Linked DNA regions of Homo sapiens: region 1 is linked to region 2. A link is a contact called in ENCODE Hi-C data. All regions are on one chromosome and are shown on one strand. Each heading gives the region's core, a stretch centred on a gene start or an enhancer-like site at or near the end of the contact. The rest is flanking DNA. Distances are from core to core; before and after follow the strand shown.

The links. A loop is a pair of places that touch in the nucleus more often than their neighbours do. Pooled maps may share reads with other maps.
Region 1: a loop to region 2 is called in a pooled map, with 2.8 times the contacts of the local background. The contact joins two enhancer-like sites. A Hi-C loop is called at or near these places in 1 of 168 maps with a recorded cell type or tissue (PC-3), 1 of 37 single-sample maps with no recorded cell type and 5 of 50 pooled maps.

Annotation. Positions count from the first base shown.
Region 1 is chrX:68,908,670-68,914,991 of GRCh38, forward strand. No RefSeq gene overlaps it. Among named protein-coding and RNA genes, the nearest start is that of EFNB1, 83 kb to the left of the region's middle. RefSeq lists enhancers at 3,415-4,079, 4,080-4,744. Within about 2 kb of position 3,930, at least 2 of the 41 ENCODE cell types and tissues checked have a DNase peak (open chromatin) inside an H3K27ac peak, as active enhancers do.
Region 2 is chrX:69,021,128-69,027,730 of GRCh38, forward strand. No RefSeq gene overlaps it. Among named protein-coding and RNA genes, the nearest start is that of PJA1, 140 kb to the right of the region's middle. Within about 2 kb of position 3,989, at least 11 of the 41 ENCODE cell types and tissues checked have a DNase peak (open chromatin) inside an H3K27ac peak, as active enhancers do.

The sequences.
Region 1 (6,322 bases), core at 2,680-5,179, 110 kb before region 2:
GGAGAATAAAGTTAATGAATTGAGCACCTAATATGTGCCAGGTGTTATGCTAGGTGCATCTCTCACATGATTTTATTTAATCCTCAATCCCATGAGGCAGGTGAGATTGTCACCTTTTATAGATGAATTAACCAAAGTTGAGAAAGGTTGAGCATCCTTGTCTGGGACCCCCTTAAGCCCCTCCTTTCCGGTCCCCCCTTAAGCTCTCAGACCCTCCCCCTTTAAGCTCTCAGACCCCTTAAGCTGCATGGAGGAAAGTGGATTGGGAGGTGCAGAAAGGGGCTGGGGGAACAGCAGAAGCAGGCCTGGAGGATGCAGAGTGCCATCCCCAGCCTGAGGAACTGGAACTCCCTGCTTAGCCCCCTGCAGTGGTTGGGAGCAGCTCCAGAGAAACCTTTTGGGAATAGAGAAATTCATTAGCGGATATGCAAGTCCCAAACCGATTAACGATTTATACCATGGGCTCAAACGGCAGGTGGCTTAGGTTTATTATCTGATTTAGCCCAAAGGCCACCCAGTTCCACCCCTCCCTCCTTCTTTCCCTTCTTCCTGCGATCCTCAGACCCACTCAGCCTGACTTGTCCTGAGCCTTTCCTTTAATCCCCGAAGCCTCAGCCAGTTCCCAGGAGGGAACATGCTGGGGATGGTAGTGGAGGGGAATGATGGGTGGCAGGGTGCCAGGATTACCTTCTGAGCAGCAGGTCCATTTTTAAATCCAAGCTTTGTTCATTTCAGGGACCAAAGAGGACTTCATTTCCATTTGGGGGCAGGGTAAAAGGAAAGAGAGTGGGGTACTGCAGCAGGAAGGATGGAGGATCCATATCAAGGGGAACTTCCGGTGTGATCAAGCTTTGATTCCAGGGCCAGTATGAATGCACTGCTCGGCTGTGGGAAAAGGGCTGGGATGGAAATGACACAGGCTGGGCCTGCAGCCAATGGGAACTTCCCTACAGAAGATGCCACTTAAAAGTGTTATTAAACCCTCAGGACTTTTAAAGCAGAGAACAAGGTAACTATGAACACTCTTTAAAGTGATATTGAGAGTTCCCAAGAGAGTTCTGTGTCTTTCTCACTTCCCTCTGCCTTGGGATGCAGACACGTGTCTACCCCAATGTCCCCCTCTCCTCCCCAGCTCCTGCTCTGTCCTCTAGCCTAGTCCCCTACCCATCTTGGGTTCTGAGTCAAGGGGCCAGCATTTATTTCTCAGTTTCTCTGGAGTGAAGACAGATGATGAGCCTGGGTCTATCTGCCTCAGCTGGGTTCTACCATGTGGGGAGTAAGAGGCTATGGTGGGCCTGAGCTCCCATCTCTCATCAGCAGTGTCAGCCCTGGGCTGGGAACGTTCCTAGGTTCCATTAGCTCCAGGCTAGTAGGCAGGAAATTAGGTAGATTGACCCCACCCCTGCAATGCTGAGCTCTGATCTTAGGGATACAGGTGGAAACGTCACTCAGCTAGCCCTTGCCCAGATCTGATGTGACTTCCCTATTTCCCATGGGGCCTCCAGTTCTCCAGGGCAGAAGATTCCAGAGTCCACTTGGATTGCTGCTCCTGTGGGGAGTCCTACCTTCAGGAAGTTATTCCTGGTGTCTGACCTCAAGCCTTACTGGTATAACCAACTCATTTTTTTTTTTCCTATTGTGTCTAAAGAATTGTGAGGGGGAGTTTTCTTGTTTAAGATCAAACTGCGAGTAGAGCTCAGAAGATTGGGAAACACAGGCTGCACTAGGAAGCCTGAAGAGGCTCAGAGTCTGCAGGAGTGGGAGCTGAGGTGACTGGCCCCTCCCTCCTAGCTGCCTTTGAGGTTCCTGTCCCAGCTCCATGAAAAGAGGTCTCATGGGGTGATGGGAAAGGGCTTGGTGCAGCCTCTTCCTAGCTGTGTGACCTTGAATGGAGCTAGTCCTGGAGCCCTGGTCATTTGCCTCCTGGTTCAGGGGTCTGTCACAATCTCTCATGGCAGTGTTAGTTTCACCTGTTAGTCAATTATTCAGCTGAGTGCTGTGTGCCTATCCCAGAACTAGGCACTACTGGGGGTGGGGATGGCACTGCCAGGAATGTGACTCATGTGGCCAGACCCTACCCCTCAGAGGCTCCCAGCCCATTAGCCCTTCCTAGCCTAACCTCCTCCTCAGTAAACAACCTGGGCTGGGGCTGGGGGCTGGGGGTCCTGCCAACCCAACTGAATTAGGTAATTAAAATCTCTCCTCTCCCCCTGACAGATGACCTCTAAGGTCCGTTCCAGCCCTATGATTCTATGATTCCAGCTGGGGGTATCCAATTAACCCTTGTCATGCTTGCCTGGGCTTCGTGGGCTGTGAGGTGGGAGGGTTGGAGACGCAGAGGTCTGGGGAAGGCCCATTCTCAGCACATACCAGGATGCTCCACCTCCTTCTTCCCCTCTTCTCCCCTCCCCACCTCCCTGCCATGCCAGGGTGGTGGTCCTGGAGTTACAGTTGCCAGAGTAAGGACAGGGCTACTGGTGGATTTGGCTCTGGGGTACTGCCTCTCTCCAGCCAGGGCTAAAGGACAAGTGACAGACCAGCTGTGGCTTTGCATAGTATCTGCCTGGCTCTTTGTCAAGGCCCAGGCAGAATATATTTCCCAAGGAAGGCCTTGAAGGACTGAGGCACTGCTAGATGGGAGCTTTGTAAGCAAGACAGGGTGGGAGCAGGATCACTGGTCAGTCAACAGGCCATCAAGAAACCCTGGGTCCTGGACCATGTGTTCCCACTCACCCAATTCTAGTGCACAGCAGCCTCCTTCTGGGGGTACATTCTGTCCATTCTTCAGGGGCATGAAATTTGGGTGAGGGTTGAATTCCAACTCAGGATGGTGGTGGAGTTATATAGACGTGGTGATTGTCAGAGCTGATGTGTGCCTTAGAGACTGCCATAAACAGGCACCTTATGGGCCACTTAAGACCCTCAAAGTGTTTTCTTTGGCTCACACAGTGCCTACATTAATAAGAAATGAGCTGCCATCACTTAAAATTCAGAGTTTGATGTAAAAATTCAGATTTATAACTTCTAAAAAAATCTGAATTTCTAGTAATACCAAGCTCACATTCTCGCAGGGCAACCGACAGCTGGAGCTGAGCGACAGCTGTCTCCTGAGCCAGGGCACATGCTCTTTGCTTCTTCATGATCCCCACCTGCCTGAGTTTGCCCTTCATGTGGCAAATGGGGAAACTGAGGCCCAGAGAGAAAGGCGGGCACTTGCCCAAGGTCACTCAGCCCAGGTCGGGGACAGAGCCAATATTTGAACCCAGGCCTCCTGCCTGCTGGCCAACCCCAGACCCTTTCCCCATCCTCCTCCTCCCCAGACCTCTGCCACGGGGCCACAAGGCTCCTCTGTCAGAACCAGCCCCCTGCGTTCCCAAGGCCTGACAGCCTCTGTGGCCAGCCTTTGTCCAGCCACCTTCCTGTGTAGCCCCTTCAGCCGCCCGGGCCCCAGCCCTGGCCCAGGCCCCCTTCGGGTGAGAGCAGAGGCGCTGCGGGGCCTCTGCAGCCCGGCCCCATCTCCCGCAGCTCGGAACAAGAATCTCATTAAGTGCAGGGGGCGGCTGCCGCCGGGCCTGGGGCGCCCTGACCACAGAGCTGGCTTCCTTCTGCAAACAGCCCAGGCCAGGCCGGGCTAGACCGGGCTCGGGCTGGGCGGGCCTTGTGTGTGCGCACGGAGCGGGCACCGCAGCCGCCCCTCGGCTCCTCCTGCTGCCTCGGGCCTCCTCCCCAGCCCGGCCCTCTGCCGGCCCCATCCCTGCTTGGGTCTCCCTACCGCTCCTCCTGCCCCCCCACCCCTTTATTTCTCTCTCCCTTCCACTCCTTTCCTCTCTCGGCCCGGCTCTGTTTCTGCGGCATTCTGTCTTGGTTTTGTCATCATCTCAAGTGCAGCCCCGTTCTTCTCCGTGGTCTAGTTTCCCATCTCAGCCTCCCAGGCCGGCCTCCTCCCCTCTGTCTCCGTCTTGCTGTCTTGCTGCTCCAGAGGGGTGCCCTCGTAGGCTCTGTCACTCTCCATCTCCGAGCTCCACTCTCTGTGTCTCCTCGCCAGTCTCTCGGCTTTCTGTGTCCCTTGGGTCTCCCTCACTCGGGCTCTCTGGCCTGCTCTGAGTCTGGGTTTCTGAGGCTGCCCCAAGGCACTTCTGCGGAGGTTTGCTGTGCTGGATAAACATGGCCCCAGCAGCAGGACGTGAGGAATTCTGCTGACGGCGCTTTCCTCAGGGGCTGAGGAGGGGCAGTGTGAGCCTGCGGGCAGGGGCCTCAGGGAGAGGGCAGTGTCTTCTCCATGCCTGTGTCCCTGCCTTCTGACCCTCTCAGTCAGCTCAGGGGTGTCTCCCCAGCTGGAAAAAAAGAACAGGCCCCAAGGGGCTGCTCACCTGGCCTCGCCCGCTCCCCAACAATCTCCCCTGACACACACACACACACACACACACACACACACACACACACACGCAGCCGCAGCCGCCGCAGCCGCAGCCGCAGCCGCAGCAGCAGCAGCAGCAGCAGCACACACTTCCCTCTGGTATCTGCAGCCCAGAACCAACTAAATGGAATTCAGTCCTGTGTTTCTCCTGGCCTGGCCTGCCTAGACCTCAAGGGCAGGGTCTCTGGGAAGGGAAACAACCCAGAAGACCTTGAAGCAAAGCATTGGAGGCAAGGACCCGTTAGAGATCATTGCAGCCGTCTCTCTGCTCTCAGATAGCTCCCTGCCCTTTGCCATCATTCCATACTTACAAGCCTTACCCCCTGAGGAAAAGCTTATCCCCTACCCCCTATTTGGAGGCTTTATCCCACTGTCGGTTGGAAGGTTCTTTATTTAAACCGAAATCCTTGTCCTGAGGTTCAGATACACAGAACTTGGGCGTGCCTGGGATGCGCACGGTGTGCGGCACATGTGCGGTGGTGTGAGTGAGGCCGTGTGCCTACACAGAGTGGAGAAGGGGTGGTTTATGTGTGGGTGTGTGATGGGGGCATCAGGTGAGACGAAGGTACAGGGAGCTTAGAGGACAGATGATGGCTCCAGTGGCAGAGAGGCCGAGGGGCAGAAGGCCTGGTATAGTGGGGGAAACTGTGGATGTAAGTGTGAGGAAGGGGACGAAGAAGGAGGAGCCAAATGATGCAAGTCCGGGAGGCTTCCTGAAGAAGAGTCTGGGCCAGATTTGTGGGAAGAGCCTTTCAGACTGAGGAACATCAGGGGCTATGGAGGTGTGTGGAGATGTGAGAGGGTCGCCAATGGTAGGTAGTGGAAACTGCTTCCAGGACAAACATTCCTCTGACACCTACTCCTAGTGTGAACAACTCATCCCAGTTTGCTCAGGACTGTCCCAGTTGTAGCACCGAAAGTCCTGCATCCTGAGAAAAGCCTCAGTCCCAGATAAACCCGGACAGTTGGTTACCCTACCTACCTACTGACCTCCCTACCCACCCTACCTACCAGGCAGTGTGCACCAGATGGTTTCAACCTCACAATAACCCATAGTGGGGCGGGGAGGGGGGGCAGCTATGGTGTATTAGCCCTATTTTACAGATGAGAAAAGGGAAGCCAAGAAAATGTAAATAACTTGTTTTAATGTCACACAGTGAGTTTGAACCCAAGGTCTGTTGTTTCACTGCACTGCATTGGTTTTGTTGTTGTTTTTTGTTATACTAGTCCCTGAAACCTTCAGGGACAAACTTAGTAACCATCCCCCCTCCCGCTCCCCTCCCCCACACACATTCCAACCCCAACCGTTTCAAAGTCCTGACATGAGGCAGTGTCATTTGGACCTACTGCCCAAGTTCCACTGGGCTGCGAATGGGAGTGAGGGTGGGCTAGGGGAAGGGGGGCTTCATCTCTTTTAGCCCAAGGCCTACCAGGGCTTCACTATGGACTGCCACCTGTTGATCTTTTGGCTTCTCCCTCAGCTGGGGGCAGGACCAGCTGCTGGGGGGTGAGGGTGGGAGGCGGAAGCTGGAGGAAGTGCTGACTTGGGGGGTGTCTCTAGGGCCTTGCTGGGTTCCTGGGCTCCAGGTGGTGGGTCTGGGGAGGGCTGGCTCAACATCTGAGAGCAGGCTGGGGGTTGGGCCCCAGGAGTCCCACACTGCTGGTCAGCGCCTCCGGTGTGCTGGGGTGTGAGGAAGCGGCCACAGAGCAAACAAACAGAGCCTGTGAGGATAGGAAGCAATTACGGACCACCCGGCCTAGGCTGCTGAGGAGCTGCGAGTGGGGGGGTAGGCTGAGTCAAGAATAGGCCGCCATCTAGGTGTGGCCTGGGGCAAGGCCAGGAAGTAGAATGAGTAGGCTCTGGGCTGGTGGTGGAGTTCTGGGGAGGTGATAACCAAGTGACCC
Region 2 (6,603 bases), core at 2,739-5,238:
AAGCCTGAGAGTGAGGCAGGGAGCGATGGGGTGGCCGGCAGTGGTGGGAGAAGTGAGAGTGAGGCAAGTTGCTTCCTCCCTGCTTGTTTGCTCCCCTGGGGGCCCTAGCCACAGGCCTTTGTTTGAGGACAGAAGAAATGCTTCCAAAGGCAGCGCCTCCCTCCTGCTACAGGTTATAAATCTCCAGGGCCAGACACCAACACACACACCTGCCGCAGGCCTGGGCTCAGCAGCTGGGCCGCCAGGGTAGGGGCCAGTGCTTCCCAAAGATGGGAGGATTTCCAGGCTACATTTCCAAAGGAATTCCCGGCTGGTGAAACACCAGAAAGGAGCGGGGAGAAAGAGCCTGTCCATCCCTGAACAGGGCCCAGCATTTAAGGGTGGGGGTGGTGGTGGGATGAGGGGCCAGGGAGGGAAGATGGGGCCAGATGGAGGGAAGGCTCATAAGAGGGAGTGGGGGCTGGCTGGGGAGCCAGGCAAGGAAGGGATGCACAGGAGGAGGGGCTGGGAATCGGGAACTGAAGCAGCTGGGAGTACCTCCTTTGAGCTTCAAGCATCTGACATGGCCTTTCCCAGGGGCCAGGCCAGCCAGAGTCACAGAGAGCTACCAGTGTAGGTGACAGTCAGGTGTGGGGCACAGCGATGGCCAACACATCTCCTATGCACACACAGAGGGAGCTCATCTCAGAGCTGGAAGAACCTTAGCAGATGCCAGGGTCCAATCTCAACATGTGATTGGGGGAGCAGGGAGCTCAGAGAGGTGTAGCGGCTGCTCAAAGCTGCACAGCAAGGCAGTTGCAGAACTGGGCCTGTAGATGGGAATACAGGGCTTTCTGGCATAAAGCTCTACTCTCTTGAGGGAAGCCATAATGAGAGAGATAAAGAGATCTTGGGATTCTTTTGTCACCACCTGGAGAGAAGTCTTTCCCTCCCTAATTTGTGGGGGACAGAGAGGATTGAGAGCTGACTGCAGCAGTGGTAACTGCCAAAGCAATTAGACTTTGGCAATCTTTGGATGAATTGAACATGGGAAACATGGAGGAAGTGTAGACAGAAGGCCAAGAGGTAATTCTGAAGAGGTAGAGAAAAGGTGGCGGGAGCCACCTAGAGAAGATGGGGCACCAAGCTGGAAGACAGCAGGATGCTTCGCTGGTGGCTGAATGGCTGTTGGGAATGGTTATTAGTTGCAGAAGAGAAGAAAGGAGGAGAGGGCGGAAGGGGGACATGGAGGGTAAGATTACTAGGAGCCCTGGAAAGAGACACGCTTTGTTTCAGACAGTAGCTGTGAGGGACCACAGAAGGCCAGGAGTCCCCAGGGAGCTTGATCTGGTCTAAAGTCTCTGCCTAGAGATCCAGACAGAAAGACTCTGGCTTCCTCAGTGGCCAGTAGGGTGGGTGGCCACACTAGGGGCCATCTTCAGAGTAAAGGCTTCTGAGAGGAGGTAAGCTTGGCATTGGACTGGACAGGCAAATTGTGGCACCTGTACACTCTCTTCATCTCTGTCAGACTCTGGAGGCTGCAGGCAAGGGCTAGTTAGCTGCCCAAGCCCCTTTGGTGCATGGACAGGAAATTGGCACATGCACTGTATGTGCTCACTTTTCACCTACACAGGCTCATGGGTAGAGCTGGACACTCTCTGGAAAGAAAGAAACCTCCCAAGCCACTGATGTCAAAGGCAGGAATGCCTCTAGGGTACTTCTAGGCAAGAGTCCAAGGGCCCTGCCTGGGCTAAACTACACAGGCCCCTCACTGACCTGGCATCCTGGATGCCACTTCTGCCATTGATGCCACACTGGCAACGGGAGGGAGGAAGACTTCCTACTTGCCTCCTCAGTAGCCCAGGGTAAGAAGTAGCCTCCTCTCCTGCCCCGAACCAAATGGTCCCTGCCTGGGGACACCCTGGCCTATTTTCTTAGCTCCTTAGCAGTAAGCCAACCGCCTAGGCCCTTTTTCTACCTAGAGAGATTTCCCTTAGATTTCCTGGTGCTTATGCATGTTCTACCCTCTCTGCCCAAGTTCCTTAGAGGCATACAACAGGCACTCAAAGGAAGCTCCTTGATGGCGTAAGAGACAGAAATTGATAAGGCCAAGTATTGCCTGATCCCCAGCCCTTGAATGCTGACAGTGAAAGTTTTCCAAAGGGCCAAGAGCTGACCATATCCCTTGGCCTTGGCACATATGCCATCCCTGAGGGTGGTAGTGGTTAGGCCTCATTTGGAGGATGATGGTGGATGAGGGGGCACAGGGATGGGACAAGCCACAGAACAACTTGCCATCTTCTAGTGAACAGCAGGAGCAGAGACAAAGCCTCCTCCAACTCTGACACTTTGTTTCCAGGCCACCAACCCTATCTCAAGGTTAGCTCATAGTTAGAGGCAGCCACAAGCCCAGCCAATCATCCTGCTTTGAAGAACCATCTACAATTTTTTGAAGAGATAATAATGTGGCCTTTGTCTTTCTCCTCCTCTCATTCTCACTTTCCCTGTCCTCTAGTCCTTTATGTGGTCATTTTCTGGCCCTTCTCCAAAAAGGAAAAAAAAGGGCACCACCAAGCTAGGCTGAAGAGATGATTGAGGCAGACCTGTTCCTCTTGTGAGCTGGCTGCTCCATGGGGCCTGGTAGTGAGGCCAAGACAGCAGATGGGAGTCCCTCTGCCTCCTCCTTCCTCGAGGAAAGGTTTACAAAGCTTACTCCCTCCCAAGTGTCTTGGGTGTACCCACTGCAGGAGCTAATGAAAGTGGATGTGATCCCATCCACCACCTGGATACCGGTACAGGCCCTAAGTGGGCAGACACACACCATGCTGGTAAGGGTGCCATTTGTCCAAAGCAGGCAGATGGATTCAGCAGCTGCCTAGGTCACCTGCCAGGTCTGGACTGGGCCAGGGGCTTTTGGCACCAGCTTCAACAACTTGGACCCTTTCTCAGGACTCTGAGCCAAGGAAAGTTCTCCAGAAACTGAGAAGCCCATCCCATCCTCTTCCCCAAGCTTGACACTAGGAGAAAACTTTCAGTCAAATATTTCTGTCATGACAAAGACCTCCAAAGGTCATCTTATCCATCCCCCAGGCTCCAGACTAGAAAATTTTTCTTTCAACCTGGTTAGTCAACCCTTTCCTGCCATGCTTATGCATTCTGGTCTCAAAGAAGGCACCGTGAGTCCCTGTGCTCCAGTGGTATTTGTTTTGGATGCTGGGAGCCATGTATGCCGGCTTCTAAGAGCGGAATGGGGATCCTCCGGGGAAGGTGAGAATGGAGTCACGTGGCAGAGCCAGCAGGGCAGGGGGCACCCGGGGGCCCAGTGCCTCTCTCCTGCTAAGGATTGACTGCCTCTGCCTTTCTGGCCGCCTGCCTGCATCTCAGTTTCTAAGCAGAGCCTGGAGCCTGGCCTAGGGAGCAATGCGAGTCCCAGCCCAAGGCCTTCTGAGAGCAGCAGAGCGGAGCAGCCCCAATCAGCCTTTGGCTGCCTTGCTTCCTGCAGGTGGAAAAATCATCCTATTTATCCCCAAATGGATTTGTCGACTTGAACAACAAACAGACACAGAAACACACATGGAGTCATAGACATATGTGCAAAAATGGATCCAGAGATGCACATACAGTCTTTATGTCTGCCTCTCTCTCTCTGCCTCTGCCTCTCTGTCTCTATGACTTTGTCTCTGTGTCTCTGCCTTTGTCTGTCTCTGTCTCTCTTTCTTTCCCTCTCCCTCTTTCAACTCTTTCTCTCACTCACCCTTTCCCAAGGCCCCTCCTGCCTGCATTACAGCATTTATCAAAGTGGCCTGACCTCATGTTGTAAAAATATACAGCATGGAACAAAATCCACCTTAAACTCTCTTCTAAATATATTAAAATAATAGGAATTCTCATCTGCCTGATTGAATTTGCTGCTTGATATTAGAAGCATGCCAGGCCCTTCCGGGCCCAGTCAGGGGCAGGGAGGGGCTGGGATTCCCTGCCTGACTCCTCTCTCTTGGCCAACAGCTCTGCTCCTTTGGGTGGGCGGGGCCAGAGTGAAGGAGTTGGAGCTGTGTTCTGGCCAAGAGACCTTGGGCGGCCACCTCAGCCAACAGCCAGCAGCTAGCACAATCCACTGAGCACGTGCAGACAAACACTGTGATTTCTCTGGCCCACACAGCACCCCATCTTGGTCTGGAAGCTGGGAGCCCCTGCCCCTGCTCCCATCTGCACCAGTGCTCACAAGCCGTCCTGGAGGGACTCCCGGGTTTCGCTAACGGCCACATCTGTGGCCCATGGGACCAGAAGCTTCTTGAAGGCAGGGACCATATGTTGCTCTTTTCTGTATCACCAGGATCTAAAATGTCCTGGTACAAATAAAAGCTTAGGGGAAACATTTGTTGAATAAGCAGATTAATTCATTTATTCATTCAACTTATATTTATTGAATACTTAGTAAGGGCCCAGTGCTGATCTAAGCACTGGGAACACAGCAAAAAAAACAAATAGATGTCAAATCCTGCCTTCATGCAGCTTTTATTCTAATGAATAAATAAACTGGCCCACTCAGCCCACAAGAAAAGATAACCACCACCCTGGGTCATGCTTCCCCTCCAGGTCTCTTGCTCCTTCATGGAGCAAACCATCCAACGTGCAAAATCTTATACTCTGCTTTTCAGAGGTACAGCAGATGCCTCATCATGGCTTGCTCAGGACTTGGATACCAGCCTACTGGCAATTTAGGGCAACACTGTGCAGGCAGAGGAAAGGATGGGGCAGGGGCCTGGCATGAGACTCCCATACTTGCTTAGGATGGGGGCTGGGGAGTAGGTCTGACTAGCGGTGAAGGGGGCTCCCTGGTGGACAAAGTTTGGTGCCAAAGGGCAGGGGCACAGTCAACAGTGGGCCTTGAGGTTCCAAGAGGAAGTAGTCACAGGATATTAATCAGATGGGGCAATGCTGCTGCAGGGAGTCAGCTACAGTTGGATTTAGCGTCTGGAAGAAGAGCAAGTGTCATGTAGAGAAGGGCCCCAGGGTGGAATGCGGAGAAATGAAAGGTTGGTACAAGTAATGTTGTGCTGGTAAATATTTAACAGCTTGCTCACGGGGAGGGGAAAAAAATCTCTGATTTGTAGTGTTGCCAATTGCCATGGTATAAATACTCCCACAGTGGCTGAATTCAAGCTATGAATATGACATCACTGGATACAGCTTTGTAAAGAGATATGCACATGCAGTTCTCATGAGCCAATGTGAGCCTTGGCCTGGGCTGGGGGTCAGAATCAGAAATTTATTTATTGGAGGGGGACTGGCCAGTAGATGGAGGATGAGTGGTGACTGAGGTTGCTTGTGTCATACGGCCTCTGCCTGCACTGGCTTGGAGATCTGTAGGCTGATTTGACACCTGCAGAGGAAGGAGAATACGAGTGGTTTTGTGTGTGTGTGTGTGTGTGTGTGTGTGTGTGTGTGTGTGTTTGTGTAAGTGACTGGGGGTCATGGAGAAATACTGATAATTTTGATCCTTAAAATGATAGCCAGTCGGGTTCAGTGGCTCACACCTGTATTCCCAGAGCTTTGGGAGGCCAAGGCAGGTGAACCATTTAAGCCCAGGAGTTCAAGACCAGCCTAAGCAACATAGCAAGACACTGTCTCTACAAAAAAATAAAAAAATTAGCCAGATGTGGTGGCATATGCCTGTGGTCCCAGCTATGTGGGAAGATAGCTTGAGCTAAGAAGGTGGAGGCTGCAGTGAGCTGTGTTTGCACCACTTCACTCTAGCCTGGGCAACACAGTGAAACGCCATCTCATTAAAAAAAAAAAAAAAAAAGATAACCCCACTTCTATGTAGTGCTTTTCTGTGCCAGGCCCTGTGTAAGCATTTTGCATGTATTCATTTACTTGACCTCAAAACCACCCTGTGAGGTAGGTTGCTATTATTATCTCAGTTTTACAGATGGGGAAAATGAGGCACAGACAGATTAAGTAACTATCACATGTCACATAGCAGTCTGGCTCCAGTCTGCTTTCAGTCGCTATGTTGCACTGCCTCTTGTCTTACTTCCCTAATGGAATCTTCTTGAAGTAGACCTCTTGCCTGGGCCCGTAGTACCCAACAGGGCTCTCTGGCCTGGCCTGCTGCTCCTAAAATGCTTCCTTCCACCCATTTCTCTAGAACGTTCCTGCCAGCTGGGGCAGCTGCATGTGACCTCTCTGGGCCTGACGCCACCCACACCCCAGCAGACTCAGCTCTCAGCTTTATTCTTTGTGACAGTGAGACCTGGGACGATGATATGTGTGTGTCGAGGTGAGGGGTGGCTAAGCATGGGTGGCCTTTTGGAAGAGGGAGGCAACTCTGTCTGGGAGGAGGAACAGGAAAAGGAAAGAAAATGAGCATGAAACCAGTGGAGGAGGGGTGGAAGCTCCAGTCTTGCGCTTGGCCCACGCTGCTCTCAGCATTGCTGTGACCTGTACACACACTCAGGGCAACGTGAGGTGGGACTCGCTGAAATGTAAACAGGATGAGAAGATATGGGCTTCTGCAGGAGGCTTGTGGAATTGACTCATCATTTATAGCATGTGTGTATGTGTGTGTACATGCACAGGCCTGCTTACACACCCATATTCAAAAGAGAGACTGTAGCTGAG